2 separate regions of the Mus musculus genome follow, and region 1 is linked to region 2. A link is a loop called in an ENCODE intact Hi-C map of the cell type or tissue named here. Cell type or tissue: heart. All regions are shown on one strand.

Region 1 (8,000 bases), 110 kb after region 2:
CACCTGTATTTCTCCAGTGCCTGAGCTAGAACCCAACTCAGAAAGACAGAAAGTAGGGGAAAGAATGTAAGGCTTATTCACAGATTACCTGTGTTTCTCATGTCCCTCTGCTTACGGTATACAAGCAGATATGCACATAGCTACGGTTCAAATGTATAAAGTATATATGCCCAGAGAGGTATGTATTACTAACACAGGCATAGAGACATAAATGCACAGCAGAAATCAATCATCTTTATGGGCCAGGAAGGCAATGTCAACAAGACAAGCGTCAAATACCCCAGGTGATAAACTCTAACAATGACTACGCAGCATCCCCAACACTGCCACCCTCCCTACCGTCAGCACTTCTTAAATCAATGCCAGAAAAGAGAAAACAAAACAAAACAAAGAGCAAAAGACCATCGCCCCTTCGAGTAATTCTAATCAACAGACAACAGTTCTAGAGTCTCCACACAATTATAATTTATGAAACTTCTAATATTACGATCAGAATTTCTCCTGATTGCCAAAGGAGCAATCTGTCAAGGCATGCAGCCCGAGGCGTTAGCCACACACCACCAAGTCAGGACTTTAACTAGTATGTATGTTTCCTGAAGGCCCTGATCACCCTCTTCGAAGTATTTTCTACAACACTGCTGGTATACAAAACTTTGGTTTAGCACACCAAAGATGTATTGATTGTGATGACTTGTAAAAAAAAGCCTTTGTTACACAATGTGGCTTTCCAAAGTGTGATCATAAGATACTGAAAACAAACGGGCAGGAGTCAGAAGTCTGTATCAGTCTGTCCAAGAAAACTGTTTCATTTTTGTATCAAAAAAAGCCACCAGAACAAAGACAGAGGCGTGAGCTGCAGGCATGCAGGCTCAACCTATTTCCACTCGGCTCACCTCTGTGGCATGGTGTACTCTGTCACCCACAGTGGTTCAGAGACCTCCTCCTTACCTTTCCCATTTTGCCACGTGGTATACCAGGATAGGGTAAGGAAGGACGTGACAAATACCAGCGCAGTGGCCACAGTTCCATTTCGGAGCCTCATCTCATTTCACCATCACACTGGTTAGCAAGTTGGCGATGACAAGCAAGACCGGTCTCTCTCCAGCCTCAAATCAACAGAATCCAGAACGCCTTGGTCCCGGGCCAAAAAAAAAAAAAAAAAAAAAAAAGCAATTGATGAATTGATGATTGAGGTTCACTTCAGATGCTGGGCAGAAGGCGTCAGGCAGCAAAGCAACAGTGGGTATTGCTATTCCAGATTGTCTTCGCAGTTTTCAGAGGCTGGGGGCTAAGGGATGCTTCTTTTTCTTCTTCCTGTCAGGGAAAGAAACGAAAGGAAAACTCACTAAATAATACAAACCAGAGGTTTCTCCATTTATTATTCAGTGTCAAAGGCAGACTCTTGTCAAGCCTAAACTGTACTTATGAAGACCACCCCCATATTAAAATGATTCATTTCTTATAGCAGAATTATAAGGGTCTTTTTCCTCAAAAAAAAAAAAAAAAAAAAAAAAAAGCTTCAAACTGTATTCCTTCCTTCCTGGCTGGTTCTGTCTATGGAAAACATAAAAATTTATGGTTGCTCATTTAAAGGGAGAAGTTGTGGGGCTCACAGATTCCCAAAGGGATCCCTAACAACTGAGCCTTAAGTTTCATCCCCCTCTCCCCGAGTTATTATTCCGCTGCATAAGAGCAAGCAATGGTTAAGAAAATAAATAAAAATAAGGGAATGTACAACTGCAATAGTTTGAAGAGTCTGCTGCCCAGTGCTGACTTATGGCATTACTGAAATGCCCTGACGTGCCTCTTTTCTTCCATGCCTCCAAATTTCATCTATGAAATAAGAAAGCGACGGACTCTGGTATCCCACATACCACAAAATCCTTACAATTATCAATATCCTCATCTTGAGTTTTAGAGAGACAGCTGGAAATATTTACACGTTCAGAAGAGGCAGTGATCTAGCCCACTCTCTCTCGGCCACAGCCTACCCCATTGGGTTATGATGCTCAAGAAATGAGGAGGACCGCGCTCGCTGTTCAGCTAACTAAAATTCTTTAGAACTGGAAAGGCATGAGGTTGCTAAGTAGAATGCCCAGCACAAGATAGGCCTTCAATAAATACCAACTGTATCAAAGAGAAAAATAAGCCAACAGATGAGCCAGCCCCTGCGTGGTCCACGCTAGACATAACTGGTCTCACCCCCTAGGGGCTTGTCAGGCAAGCGTTGATTTCTAGTGGCACCAAGGGGTAGCACCACTTCCTGTGATGCTACAGTAAATGAGCCTCTAGTGGGGTGAGTTACTGTACCTCCAAAAACAATTATCAGGCCCAAGAGACACATCTCTCAGTGGAAGGGCACGCCTGATTAAAGCAGCCATTTGCAGGCAATTCACAAACTACAACCTCAGCTATTTCTAGCACTGTGAATCACTGGGAATCTCCACTAGCCAAGGAAGACCACACAGGGACAAATGACAGTGTGATGGTGAGGATGGTTACTATACTTCACTGGCTTTTTTCCTTTATTCTGGGCAGTAACAAGACTTAAACCTTCACTAAGTCCTTACAGGGCAAGCGTTACAACCCCTATTTTATACACAAGGAGGTAAACCCAATGAGAAACCTCAGTTTCAGTAACTTCTAGGTTTAAGTTCTGTTTCTGTTTGTCTGCTTTTTGAGACATGGTTTCCCTGTGTTGCTCTGGCTGGCCTAGAACTGTCTACCGTCTACCCTCGAACTCACAGAGATCTGTCTGCCTCTGCCACTGCCTCTGCCTCTGCCTCCCAAAGTGCTCAGATTAAAGGTGTGTGTCACCATGGCCTGGCAGAATTCTTATCTGCTGCCTTTTGTCCCTCAGATTGACCGCTTACACCACAGCAGGACGGAGTTGCTGCAGGAGACAGTCGCAGCTCAGATGAGACTAGAGAGCCTTTCTGAGTGTTAACTTGGCTCGACAGAAAACATAAATTTTCCAAATGTATTACATTTTAAAAAATGTTTTCTGTTCTGCAGTAGGCACAAGCCTGTTATGGTATAAAAACTACAGAATGAACAGAAAATTTCACAGTCCAAATGTGCAACTCTGAACAAATTTCCCACTTCCTGCAGCCTTTGGCTAATCCCTCCCTCCTGAGTCCCCAACAAAGCCTGCCTGTTAGTTTCTCTGGCCAGGAGCTCTCATTTCCATGTAAAATTCTAGAAGCACTACATTCCACTGCACGGCCTGTGACTACCTGAGCACCTGGTATTCCAAAGAGGTTCTCCAAGTTGCTAAGACCTAATTTATTCACCTCCCATGGCTAACTTTATCCCAACTATGCCCATGCTGACCACCTACAACCAAAGGTCCTCACTGGGAAAACAAAATCCAATGATTTTAAATTCCACCAAGTACCTAATCTATTAGCTCAATAAAACACTCAATGATGACTTCTGACTCTAAGAACAGGGGCACTACCTCAGTAAACTGTGACTTGGAATTTTAAGCCTGGTATGACATTATACAAACACACTTTTCACTTTCTGTCTATATATAGTCATATTTTGCTTCAGGGAGGATTTTGTTGGGGAAGGGCAGGTAGAGCTGATTATTAGAATAAATATCTAGCTGACATAAATCAGGAAGTAGAGATATGCAGAATCATTCTAAAATGATAATTTAAAAGGTTTTATTAATGGGGCTGGAGAGATTGCTCAGCAGTTAAGAGCACTGTCTGCTCTTCCAGAAGGCCTGAGTTCAATTCCCAGCAACCACATGGCGGCTCACAACCATCTGTAATGAGATCTGATGCCCTCTTCTGGCCTGTAGGGATACATGCAAGCAGAGTGCTATATACATAATAAATATATAAATCTTTAAAAAAAAAAGTTTTTATTAAGCTAAGTGGTGGTGGCCCATGCCATTAATGCAAGCACTTGGGAGGCAAAGACAGACAGATATCTATGAGTTCGAGGCCAGTCTGGTCTACAGAGCAAGTTCCAGGACAGCCAAGGCTACACAGAGAAATCCTGTTTCAAGAAACAACAACAAAGAGAGAGAGAGAGAGAGAGAGAGAGAGAGAGAGAGAGAGAGAGAGAGAAGTTGTTTTATTACATACAAATGAAGCCTATATAAAAGTATAAATGCTATAGATTAGCCATCCATAATACCCCAGAAGCATATGGAGTATTAAATACTGGGCCTAAGAAGTTAGCAAACCCCATTTTAGGGAAGATACGGTTAGGGAATTCTACTAATAAGTTCTGACATCTCAAAAGGAGGAGGAGTGTTACACTCCACCGGAATGCAGCTATTCATTTTACACCAGGGTTTTCCAAACTAAGCTTCATCGTGAAGCACACGTGAATGAAATCTCCAGAGAGGAGGAAACAGAACACACCTCGTACCCTTAAACCACCCCAGGCAGCTTGAGGCTGGCTCGTTAGACACAGGTGACCTACATTTGTGTCCGAGGCCACATATGTGAATACTTATCTACCGCCCTTACCTTAAGACTGTCCTGGCTATATTAATTGATAACAACCAAGTCTTTGAACAAAAAAATGACTACGTAACTAGCCATTCCTCCATCCTCCAAAAGAGGCTTCAACTCTAAACCGCAGAATGAGGAATATGTTTTGTTAATAGATTTAACAATCTTGCATCTGGGTTTGTTTTTTTTTTTTAATTAAGTTTTTAAAGTGTTCTCTGAAATATCCCATATGTTCCACGGCTAAGAACACTTTGGTTAACATTTGGTAGAGTCCTTCATCAGCATCCCACAGACAAAACAGAGGTGCCTGAAAGAACAAGAGGCACGATTCATGACACCCCGGATCAATGAACACCATGACGTAAGCCTGCACAACTTTATAAACCGCAATTATGAAAAACTCATGCCCTTTCCACTTAGAGAACATAAATATTTCTTTTATACAGCTTACATAATTTCATTGTCTAGTATGTGTTATGATTTACACTCAGGGGTTAATGGAACCTATGTCACCATAACCTGTTAGTAAAACTATTCTTTAAGCATTTGGAAGAGAAAGGAGCCTGAACCACAGAGCGCGTGTTACATGATTCTAAATTTAGATTTTTACATTCAAGTGAATAACCATGTCATTCTTTTATCTTTTACTAAATAATTTGTCGGCAGCAAAAAGCACAACAGCAAAATAGATGGCAGGCTCGAAGAAGATAACATACCATCTACAGCTATTTCCGAATTCTAAATGTAAGCCGTGAACCCGCTCCTGAGATCACAACGCTTAGAGAAATAAAAGCGGGCGCGGGAAGCGTACCACTGCCACCACTTAACGCCAAGCCTTCCAGACATCACCTGTCACACCTGGAGGGGTCCGAGACCCCACCTGAGGTCGGGGAGGGGATCCCACTCGCCGCTTCCATGGGATGGAGGAAACCCAGGCCTGGGAGGAATCCGGGCTCGCTCCCCCCGTACCTCCCGGAACATCTTAGTTCCCCGCAGGCAAGCGGCCCCCGCCCTACCTGCCCCGCGGCGGCGCCACCTCCAGCCCCCCAGCCCCCCAGCCCTCCAACCCTCCAGCCTTCCAACCCTCCAGTCGCGGGATCCTGCCCGCAACTCTTGGTCTCGGTGCACGCGCACACAGCACTGCACTTTCCCGGTGCTCCGGGACCGCCCGAGGCTCCAGGCCAACCACCGGGAAGGAGCGCAGCACCGAGGGGCTGCGGCTGCGGCGAGGCGCGGAGGGCGGCCGGCCCGCGCCCCGCTCCCGGTTCCGAGGCCCGGTGCGCGCGCGATCGGACGGCGGCCTCGGGACGCCCCGCCTCAGCCACCAGCAGGTGGGTGTTCCGCGGACCCCGCCGTACTCCTCCTGGCCGCCCCCTGCCCGGCGCCCCGCGCTCCTCACCTGCCGCGGGCCAGGGCGCTTCTGCCGCGGCCGCCGGCGTCGCTGCTGGAGCCGCCTCCGCCGCCGCGGGCCGCGCGCCCCGCCCTCGCCAGGGACAGCCCCTGCCCAGCCCCCGCCCCAGTTCCCGCCAGCCATTGGCCGCCACTTCCCTAAGCGCCCCGCCGCCGCTGCCAGTGGCCGGCCAGCCTGTCACTCAACGGCGCAATAGAGCAGCCTATATATTTCTCCCCAGCCCCTTTTTGCATCGGTGTTGCGGCCGGGGCTGGAGCGCAGCCGCCACATCTGGCTTGTACCCTCCGGCCTGAGCGCATGCAACCTCGGGAGGCAACAAAGGCCCCAGTGAGCCCACGGAATACAACCTGGTCACCATGGCCTTTCCTCCTAGCTCTGGGTCCCATCTTCTGGCGGTCCAGGCGCGGTGACAGGTCCTGGCTCTAATCCAACCATAGCTTCCAAGGCCCGCTGTTCCAAGCATTACACTGCCAGCATCAGTGAGGAGCATCGTTATCCTCCAGCTTCCAGGAGGAGGCAGAGACGCAGGGAGGACCATTTGGAGCAACTAGAAGCAACAAATATGACTAGGGTTTAAAGGCACACCACTCAGTGCTAATGTCCCCGATTTTTCTACTATGCAGTGTTAGTCTTCCCTTCTCTCTTGAGCACGTGTCAGATGACCATTTCTTAAAGTTTAAAACTGGTTTCAGATCGAAATGGATGGACATCTATAGAAAACGTGAGTGGCCTGCCCCTGTGCACGTTATCTGTTAGCTATCAAGCCTGGCATATATTAAGATCTTTAATTGCTTCTTACCATAATCCCGGCAAATCTTTAATTGCTTATCATATATGTTAATCCCCATTTCTCACAGATGAGCTTAAAAGGTTAAAGAGTTTACCTGTGGTTACAGAGCTAATAAGATAAGAGATGTGTCTGTCCTCCCTGTTACCATAATCCTCCCAACAACACTGCAAAGACATACAAGAAATCAAAAAACTAGGAAACAGCCTTGTTCCTGGCAAACACCAAGGCAATAAATATCTGGATCAGAAGACGACAGTAATTCAAAAATAGAAAACTCTAGTATACAACATCGGAATGAGGGGTTTTTGTTTTTGGGGGGGACGTTTTTTTTTTGTCTCAAAATTAAGTGTTTAATAATTAGCTATTATATTTATAGGTTTCTCAGCTCTCCTGTGGTGAGATTTCTCTCCGTTGTTCCTAAGCTGTTTTCAAAATCCCAAAAGAGGCTCACAGTCTTCTTCCCCCAGCTCTGCACCAGCCGGGGTATGGGAGAAGCATGATAAACCCAGTGGCAGCTTTGCTTTCTACTTTGGGGGGAAATAGAGCTAAATTCCCTGTATAACTGTGCCTAAAACATTGACAGTTAGCAACCCAGCACTAGACTTCAAGATGGACACAAGCACTATAGATGGAACCCCTACCAGACACAGCGTCTGAAACACGGTTGGGGTGAATTGCTAATTCTCCTGTCAGCATAGACACACCAGGCCTTGCTACCTTTCTACTGTTCTGAGTGTCAGATCAGTTCACAGCTTCAAGCAGAGGAAGAAAATACTCGACAGGAGAGAAACAGCCCTTGAGCTATGTTAGGGTCAGCTAAAAGACTGAGCAACACAGACAGTCATTTTTCCGATATCCCAATGTTATACAGAGAGAAACTAGAGAATTTCATGGATACAAATAGTTATTTAGGCAACTAACCGCGATTAAACCCAATTCTCCTTAATTCAGAGACTTCTGCTTCTCTGTTTCCATTTTCACCTTTAGCAACCCACCAGCTATCGGATGACTGAATGAATCTTAAAAAGACCTATTTCCGCTTTCTCTATTTTTTCCCCCCTGGTAAAGGAAGGGAATGAGAGTGTTCACAGACATTTTCTAAGCAAAGATCAAGGTCAGATGAGAGGAGAAAAAGGAAAAGATACGATGTGGGTACGGACTGGAGTGGTACCTTCAGGAAGAGTACATATTCAGACTCTGTAAACAGGGAAACATCAGAAGTTAAAAGAAGCAATAGACATCCATGAATTGAAGACCTTTTATAATATCTTCTGTGCATTTATTCAGTGTGGGGTCACAAGCATGCCAAGGCACTCACACAGAG
Region 2 (8,000 bases):
GAAGAGTTCTTTGAGAAAATCAATAAGATAGACAAACTCATGGGCAAACTACTGGCAGAGAGAGAGAACATCAAAATTAACAAAATCATAAATGAAAAGGGGACATAACAAAGGACACGGAGTCAGTCCAGAGAATCGTAAGGACATAAGAACCTGCACTCCTCCAAATTGAAAAACCTAAATGAAATGGATAATTTTCTCAGTAGGTACTATTTACCCTAATTATCCATTTCATTTAGATTTTCCAATTTGGAGGGGTGCAGCAACAGAAGGAATATTGCCCGATTCATTTTCTGAGGACACAGTTACCCTGATACCACATACTCTACAAAGAAAACTACAAACTCATTTCCCTTATGCACATAGATGCAGTTTCTTGATGAAATACTTGGAAACCAAATCCAAGAACACATTAAAAAGAACATCCACCATGATCATCAGATAGGCTTCATTCCAGGGATGCAGGGATGTTTCAATATATAAAAATCAATAACTCTTATCCACCATATAAACAAACTGGGATAACAAAGGCATGAAAAGGCCTCTGATGAAAGTCTTGGAAAGATCAAGGATACAAGGGATATAATCTAAACATAATAAAGGCAGTTTACATCAAGGCAAGATAGGGAGTGAGTGAGAAAGGTCAGGGAAGAGAAGCTGGAACTGGGGGGAGACTTTGAGGGATGGTGTGGAATCCTAGTGTACTGGAAACTTCCTGGAATCCATGAAGGTGATCCCAATGGGGACTCCTAGTAATGGGGGCTATGGAGTCCCAATTGACCATATCTTCTAGTTAGGCAAGGCTTCCAGTGGCAGGTCGAGTTACACTCAATTGGGTTGTTGGCCAAGAAGGTCCCCATGGAAATCCCCTAACAACCCAGGCTGATGCCAAGATAAAGGGTTGCTCTCCACAAACTGATAGCAGAGGACAACATCCATACAACTCACTGAACATGGAGAATTTGAGCTGGTGCCCACACAAAGCCTTCATCCCTACATTCTAGTCTCTTTGGGGCAGGAAAATACTCTGCAAGCTACCAAAGAGAAACATGGACACCAATCCAGCCACAAATCTTTCAACCTAAAATCTGTCCTGCCTGCAAAATATGTTAGTGCAATGGTGGCCTAGAAATTGTGGGAATAGCCAAATCTTATTTGACTTAGACCCACTGCACAAGAAGGAACCCATGCCCAATGCTGCTTGGGTAACTAAAAACCAGACTAGAGAGCCCAAAGACCTAAGGTAAAATCAGACATGACTGGTAAAAACAAAACACACAACAACTGATTTCTAATGATTTTCTGCTCTACTCCTAGCTTAATGCCTTACCCAGTTGTCATCAGAGAGGCTGCCTCTGGTTCCCTTTGTGCATATGACCTCACAGAGACTGAAGCAGCACGCACAGGGCCTACATTATGTCCTCTGTACACAGATTCTAGCTATGAGCTTAGTGTTTTATGGGAGACTCCTGTCTGTGAGAAGGAGTGGGGCCCTGGCTCTTCTGCTTGCTCTTGGGATTCTTTTCCTCCTGTTGGGTTGCTGTGTCCAACTTCAATATGAAAGTTTTTACTTCATCTTATTATATTTTATCTTGTCGTGTTTGGTTGCTATCTCTTAGAAGCCTAATGAGCAACAGAAAAGAAGTAGATCTGGAAGGGAGAAGAGGTGGGAGGGGGGTAGTTGGAAGGAGTAGGGGGAGGGGAAACTGTATGAGAAAAGAATCTATTAAAAAATAATTACTCAGAAGACAGATAAAGTGTGATAAAATATATATTAAAAAAATGCTTTATGAAGGAGAATGAATGCGTGCCCATAGGAGTCACTGAGGAGATGAAGGCAGGAGACTCACAAGTTCCAAGTCAGTCTGTGTTACACACTGCTAGATGTGGCAGCACACGCCTTTAACACTAGCACCTGGGAAGCAAAGGCCTGTGAGTCTCTGAGCTTGAGGCTGGCCTGGTTTACAGAGTGAGTTCTAGGCCAGCCAGATATACACAGTGAGACCTTATCTCAAAAAGAAAGAAAAAAGAAGAGGAGGAGGAACAGCCAGAAAAGAGGAAGAGGAAGAGAAAGAGGAAAAGAAAGAAGTAGTAATAAAAGAAAATGAAACAGAAAGACTGAGCTCTAGGTAAGAGATTTCAGGCAGCTTATTGTCATTTATGCAATGACACAGCAGAACTCTTTAACTCCTCTACTAATTTTTATGCTTTCCCAGTGTTTGGACCACACTTTCAAATTCCTCACAAGCCTAAAAGCTTGCATTTTACATAGCTGACAAAACACAAGGGAAGACAAGAAAACTGCACGGGGAGGCCCTCCGTAAGTGGCAGGACTAGGGTGGAGAGCTGTCACCCAGGAGACACAGCAGCCATATTGGGTTTCGGTCTCCTTCGTGCTGAACCTCTGCACCCTCTGTTTCTTTATGAACACAGGCGATGAGCTCTCAGTGTAGTCCCAAAGCCAGCAGACATAGGCTCAGACTCAAGGGTGCGCCTCTTTCAAGGAAAGCTCACATTTCTGCTTCACATTTTTTTCCCCCTTGAAAAGCCTGTTTCCATCCTAAAGACCTGTATAGATCTTTCAAGTCGTGGAATGGTAGCATATTGCCCAGGCACCAGTGATGTCATTTGGGGACCTCCTGCCACCATCTTTCACGCCAAAACTCAAGCACTGACACTTCTTCCTGGCCGTGTAAGACAGAAGTGCCAACGCTGTCCTCAGCCTGCTAGGCTTGTGTGCAACTGCCAATGACCTGAATTCATGAGGTCAGCTCTTCCTATTTAGGACTTGCTGAGACCTCATCCTCCAGCTTTCAGGAAACCATGAGGGCCAGCTGCTCTACAGGATAACATGGTATGCTTGCTCTATGTTCATCACTGGAGTCCCCACACCATTATCCAAACCATATCACTACAACTGATGTATGACCATTAAATCATTCACATTTAATTCTATGTATAGGTAACATAAGCTTTTGAAATGGTTCATCACTTACCATTGATCTTTTACATTCAAAAAAGGAATACTGCAAAGCTCTACAGTTGCCTTCCTTCAAACACTGCCGTGGGGATTTTCCTTCCTGTGATATACAAACCAATGTGAATGTCTGAAAGACTGTCCCACAAAGCACAGACAACTGTTCTTCTGAAAGTAGTTTTTTTTTTTAAAGTTGACTTAAGAAAATTCTTAATTCCTTTTTATTAACCTTGGTGATTAAAGAAAAGCAAATGTAAAGATTATCAAATAAGTAAGTATTTTGAGTCTGCTTTGAAATTTAATTTTATGAGTGTTTGCCTGCATGTACAAACATGCACTACATACAGACCTGGTGCCTATGGATGTCAAAGAGGCTACCAGGAGGAACTGGAGGATAGATGATTGTGCACCACCTTATGGCTGCTAGGACCAAATCCTGACCCTCTGTAAGAGCAACAAGTGCTCTTAACCACTGAGCCATCTATTTTCCAGCCCCCAGAGCCTAAGATTTTTAGGACATATCGTCAATGTTTGTATAAGCCTTCCTATGGATGAGAACCATGAATTGGATGTGTTAAAATAAAGACCTTTTAGTGTTAGTACTAAACTCTGTATATAAATGTTAATAGGGAGGGGCTGGCAAAGTGGCTAAGTAAAGAAAATGCTTGCTGTGCATGAGAGCTCCCAGTTCAGCACCCACATAAAGAGCTGGGCATGGTGGCAGAAGTCGTTTATCCCAGAATGGGAGTGGAGCCAAGCAGATCTGGTTAGGCTAGCCAATTAGGTCCACTGACATGCTATCTCAAGTAATAAGGTGGAGGGGCTGGAGAGATGAGTCAGCGGGCAAGAGGCCTTGCTCTTCTGAGGTCAAGGTCAGTAATGGGAAAACCATACTGAGTTCCCTCTGGAAGTTTCAACTTTTCTGGTTTTCCAAGAGTCATAAAATCTTAAGAAGTCTATTTTTGAGAAAGTTCTGAACCTTCTCCCCACTCCCCTTTCTCCTCACTATCCCCCACTGGAAGGTACGTTGTGATCATCTGAGTTCATACCCTACGTTTCTCTGAGCCCTTCTCATTCCTCGCCTGTTTCCCAAGGCAGCACATAGTATAAAGGCTTATGTTGAATTCCTCCCAGAATGCAATGCTATAGGTTTAAGATAGGTTAAAGATCGGCAGAGAGAAACTATGGCACACCATGAGATACTTCCATATTCTAGAAGCCAAGGAACCAAAACTCTCCACCACAGATCAAGTAGCCATGCGGCGCAGGCACAGGCCTTGGCAGCTGCCCTTAGAGTGGGAGTCTCTGGTGGCGCGTGCCAGCACTCAGGGATCGCTTCCTGAACAGAGCTGGCTGAAGGTTTACAAAATCCTTAGGTGGGTAGTAAGTTATCTCCCACTTAACACCAGTAAGAACTGGGGATGCGAGCTCAAGAGACCTGTCCAAAGTCAGGAGCGGACGCGCGACCTCTACCCTCGACGTGACCTCCCCTCGCAGGCCATCATGGAGCCAGTCTTGACTGAGCTCTGCCACCCAGATCCGCTACCTGGAGCACACAGGCAGACTGCAGCAGACATGCACCCAGATCCTCCTTCACGCCCGCACACGCGCCGCCCTCCGGCTTGTCCTCATAATACCGGGGCATGGCGGGGACCCACCGCCCTCACCACACTGGATCACGGCCCTCGGTCACCCCGCACGGCCCGGAAGGGCGTGGGACACGCCCACTGGCAAGCTACCGGCGAGGGTGGGAGAAAGTCTCAACAACTTCCGCCAGGAGTGCGACTCTTCAGGGTATGCGCACGCGTGGCGGAAGTGCGTGTCCGTAACGTAAATACAGAGCGCCGCAAGTGCGGGCTACGTAGCGGGAAGGGAAGTGGCCCCAGCGGCGGCTGGGCTCGGCTGCCCTGGGAAGGTGGCGGTAGTCCCGGGCCCAGGACGAGGCCTCGAGGGCCTTCAGGTGCGGCCTGCTCTGTGTGCGCAGGGTGGCGTTCGTGCCGTCGGCCGTTTCCACGGTTAGCTCGCGACCTGGCGTCTCAGCGGCTGGGCGAGGGACCGGCCGGCGCCCGGCAGCTCGAGTCCTAGGCCCGCCGTGGAGCTGCTGGGTAAAACCAAAGACAGCCGCTTACGTGGGAATCGCAGGATTAGAGCCGTTTTTCTATTCTAAGCAGGTCTGAAATTTTGCAAGGAGACACACACCCTGAAACCTTGTCGTTGCTTGTTCTTAAGTCAAATGTCACTGGGCCGTTTGTATTTTTAGTTGACAGAGGCTTGGGGTAATGGAGACCTGCTGGCGGGGCGGGGCGCCGCGCCGCGCCGCGGAGGGCAGGTAGGCTGGGCGGTGACCAGCAGTCATTTAGCTTCGGACTAGTTGGACTGGCCCCTTCGCGCTGTTATTCCTCCTACCCAGCCATCCTAGGAGTAAAACCATCAAGGAGTGTAATTTTTATTGTCACATTCTGAATAACCAGGGACTTGCTGGCCATCGCCGATGGACTTGTACAAATAAACTGTGTGTCTTACTTTTTCAGTAACCTTGCTTTTAGATTAAACTTTTTGTTTGTTTTAAATCTTGGTCATTACAAACACGGAATTTTGAACCAGTGTTCGGTCATTGTCCCGTGTTAATGAGGACGTCATTGCACACCCCCTTGTGCTGCTTTTTCCTTGGCCTCCATTATCAGTAGTGAGCTACTGCAGCTGTCAAAGGCTTGATTGAGGTGAAGGTTGGGAAACCATCGACTGAAGTTAAGTGCTTGTTTCAGGTGATACAGGAGTTTGTGGTACTGCCTTGATGGCATTACCCTTGGCCAGCCCCTAGACAAGCCCCAGAACCAACTCTATAGCTTCTGGCCCCTAATCCTTTCTGAAGGTGGCAAGAGAAAACGTCATAGCGCTGACGAGGAGTTCTAGTAGCCAAATAATTACATTTAAGATTACATCTAAGAGAAATGTTCTCATTCCATCTAGGAAGATGCTACCAAGTACTTCCTTGAGTTCTTCGATGCACGGGAATGGAGTATTAAATTCCAGGGATGCAGCAAGGCACACGGCTGGAGCAAAACGCTACAAGTACCTCAGAAGGCTCTTTCGATTTCGGCAGATGGACTTTGAGTTTGCTGCATGGCAGATGCTCTACCTGTTTACCTCTCCTCAGAGGGTTTATAGAAACTTTCACTACCGGAAGCAAACAAAGGACCAGTGGGCCAGAGATGACCCTGCCTTCTTAGTCCTCTTAAGTATCTGGCTCTGTGGTAAGTGTGTCTCAGTTTACAAGCAGTATAGTAGAAAAACAAATTGGGGTTTTCAGAGGAAACTTTATCTTTTGGGATAATGTATGGCGGGTCAGACTCTTGGGGTGTGTGAAGCTGTGGGATTTGTTTGTCTTTTCTAAAACATGAGAAAACTGGCAAGAAAGAAAGTGGAGTTCTTCCTAGTGCTGGCTGTAACACGCCAGAGTAAACTACTGTACCCAGTGTATGAAAGTAGGGCATGGGGTTCGTCCCAGAGTTGGTTTATTCCTTCTCTTTTGAAACAGCTTCTAGATGTGTAGGCCAGGCTGGCCTGGCACTCAGGAAGCTCTTAACTCAGTCTCTTAGTGCTGGCTTGACAGTCGTGTTCTGCCACACTGGCTGACTTTAAAACAAACAGAACAAAACTAATAAGAACCAAACCCAAGTGTGTGCCAAGAAATATTAGGATAGGAATTACATTTCTTAATTAGGCAAATCTGCAAGGCCGGCAGATTGCTATCTTTTTATTTTTGTTTTTTGTCAAGCGGAGGGGCAGGGGTTGGTAGGACCAGGAATAGAAACCAGTGACTTAAATCTACCAGGCAAGTGAGCTGCACCCCCAGCCTTCCAGGGTAAGAGTTCTGAAAGTACTGATCAAACTGGAAAAGAACCTTTAGATTCTCCAGTACCCCAACTGGAGAACATCAACAGTCCCCGTCAACTAGAGGGTACTGGAGTATGTAGGTGCTTTTCACATTTAACTGGACTTAAGAGTAAGTTGAGTGCCGTCCCGTCCACACTGGTGTTCTGAGTGCCCTGTGTCCTGTCATTTACTGCATTCAGAGGTGACATCTCTTTCCACATCAGTTGCATGTACCTTGTCATGAGGGTTTTCTTCATCATCTGTGTGCCACCTCTACTACACTGTGGGTGTATGGGAGTCAGGGACTGTTTTGTACCTGAGCCTGGCAGTGACTTGTAACTCTTTATTTCAGTGTCCACCATAGGATTCGGCTTTGTGCTGGACATGGGATTTTTTGAGACAATAAAGCTGCTGCTGTGGGTTGTGTTTATAGATTGTGTGGGTGTTGGCCTTCTGATCTCAACGTTAATGTGGTAAGTACGGTAAAGTGGCTCCTTCTATGCTGTCCCGCCTCTGTTTCCTTCAGAGGGGCAGTAACTAGTGAAGACAGAGTAGCTGAAGTGGCTGGGCAGACTGCTAGGATGGTTCTAACTTGGCTCCTGTGTCTGTACTAGGTCAGAAAATACTCTAATGGGTGCTTTCTGTCATTGTAGCAAATCCCAGAATGGTTTACCCTGCTAAATTCTGATTTTTTATAATATATGTATGGTTCTGATTAGCTTTGTTTTCTACATTTGTCAGTGGGTACCATTTCCAGGTGCATGAGTGCTTCAGTATTGTTTCGGTCCATTTAGATCTAGGTTATCCTCTGGAGTTTTACATCAGTCAGGGGTGTTTGAAAGGGGTTTTGTTTTCAGTGTGTCTCCTCTGTGCTGAGAAGAAATTACATCCAGAGGCCTTCAAAGGCCGTCAGCCTGCTTCTGTCTGGGGTTGAATGAACAACCATAGTTGGCTGTAGACTAGAGATCTGGTGTTCAGTGTGTTACTTCCCTCAGAGAATGTTCCTGTGTGCTTGGCCTCCTGGGCAAAGGGTGATGATGTAACAAGTGGCTTCAGAAGGTGGAGACTGAGGAGGGAGCAGAGAAAATGCAATCGTTTCAGACATGTCCACACGGCAACAGGCATGTGTGTGGTCTTATTTAGAAAC

What was found. Peaks named below come from ENCODE experiments on the same cell type or tissue, not always from the same donor. Only the 100,000 strongest peaks of a DNase experiment are listed, where the experiment ranks them.
Region 1: it touches region 2 in a loop (2.3-fold over the local background); 2 of 42 quality-filtered maps call a loop at or near these places.

The regions. Positions count from the first base shown.
Region 1 is chr1:37,535,091-37,543,090 of GRCm38, forward strand. It overlaps Mgat4a (mannoside acetylglucosaminyltransferase 4, isoenzyme A), which reads right to left and starts at 5,926. Exons shown (of 16, transcript NM_173870.3): 1 at 5,875-5,926; 2 at 949-1,314. The coding sequence starts at 1,042. In heart, a CTCF peak has its summit at 3,801 (motif pointing left); a DNase peak (open chromatin) is centred at 6,061; H3K4me3 peaks cover 1,464 bases; H3K27ac peaks cover 1,148 bases; H3K27me3 peaks cover 949 bases.
Region 2 is chr1:37,425,346-37,433,345 of GRCm38, forward strand. Coa5 (cytochrome C oxidase assembly factor 5) reads right to left here and starts at 4,758. Exons shown (of 3, transcript NM_198006.4): 1 at 4,524-4,758; 2 at 2,997-3,080. The coding sequence starts at 4,622. Unc50 (unc-50 homolog) reads left to right here and starts at 4,794. Exons shown (of 6, transcript NM_026123.4): 1 at 4,794-5,148; 2 at 5,948-6,231; 3 at 7,206-7,326. The coding sequence starts at 5,952. In heart, a CTCF peak has its summit at 4,762; a DNase peak (open chromatin) is centred at 4,756; H3K4me3 peaks cover 2,650 bases; H3K27ac peaks cover 2,167 bases.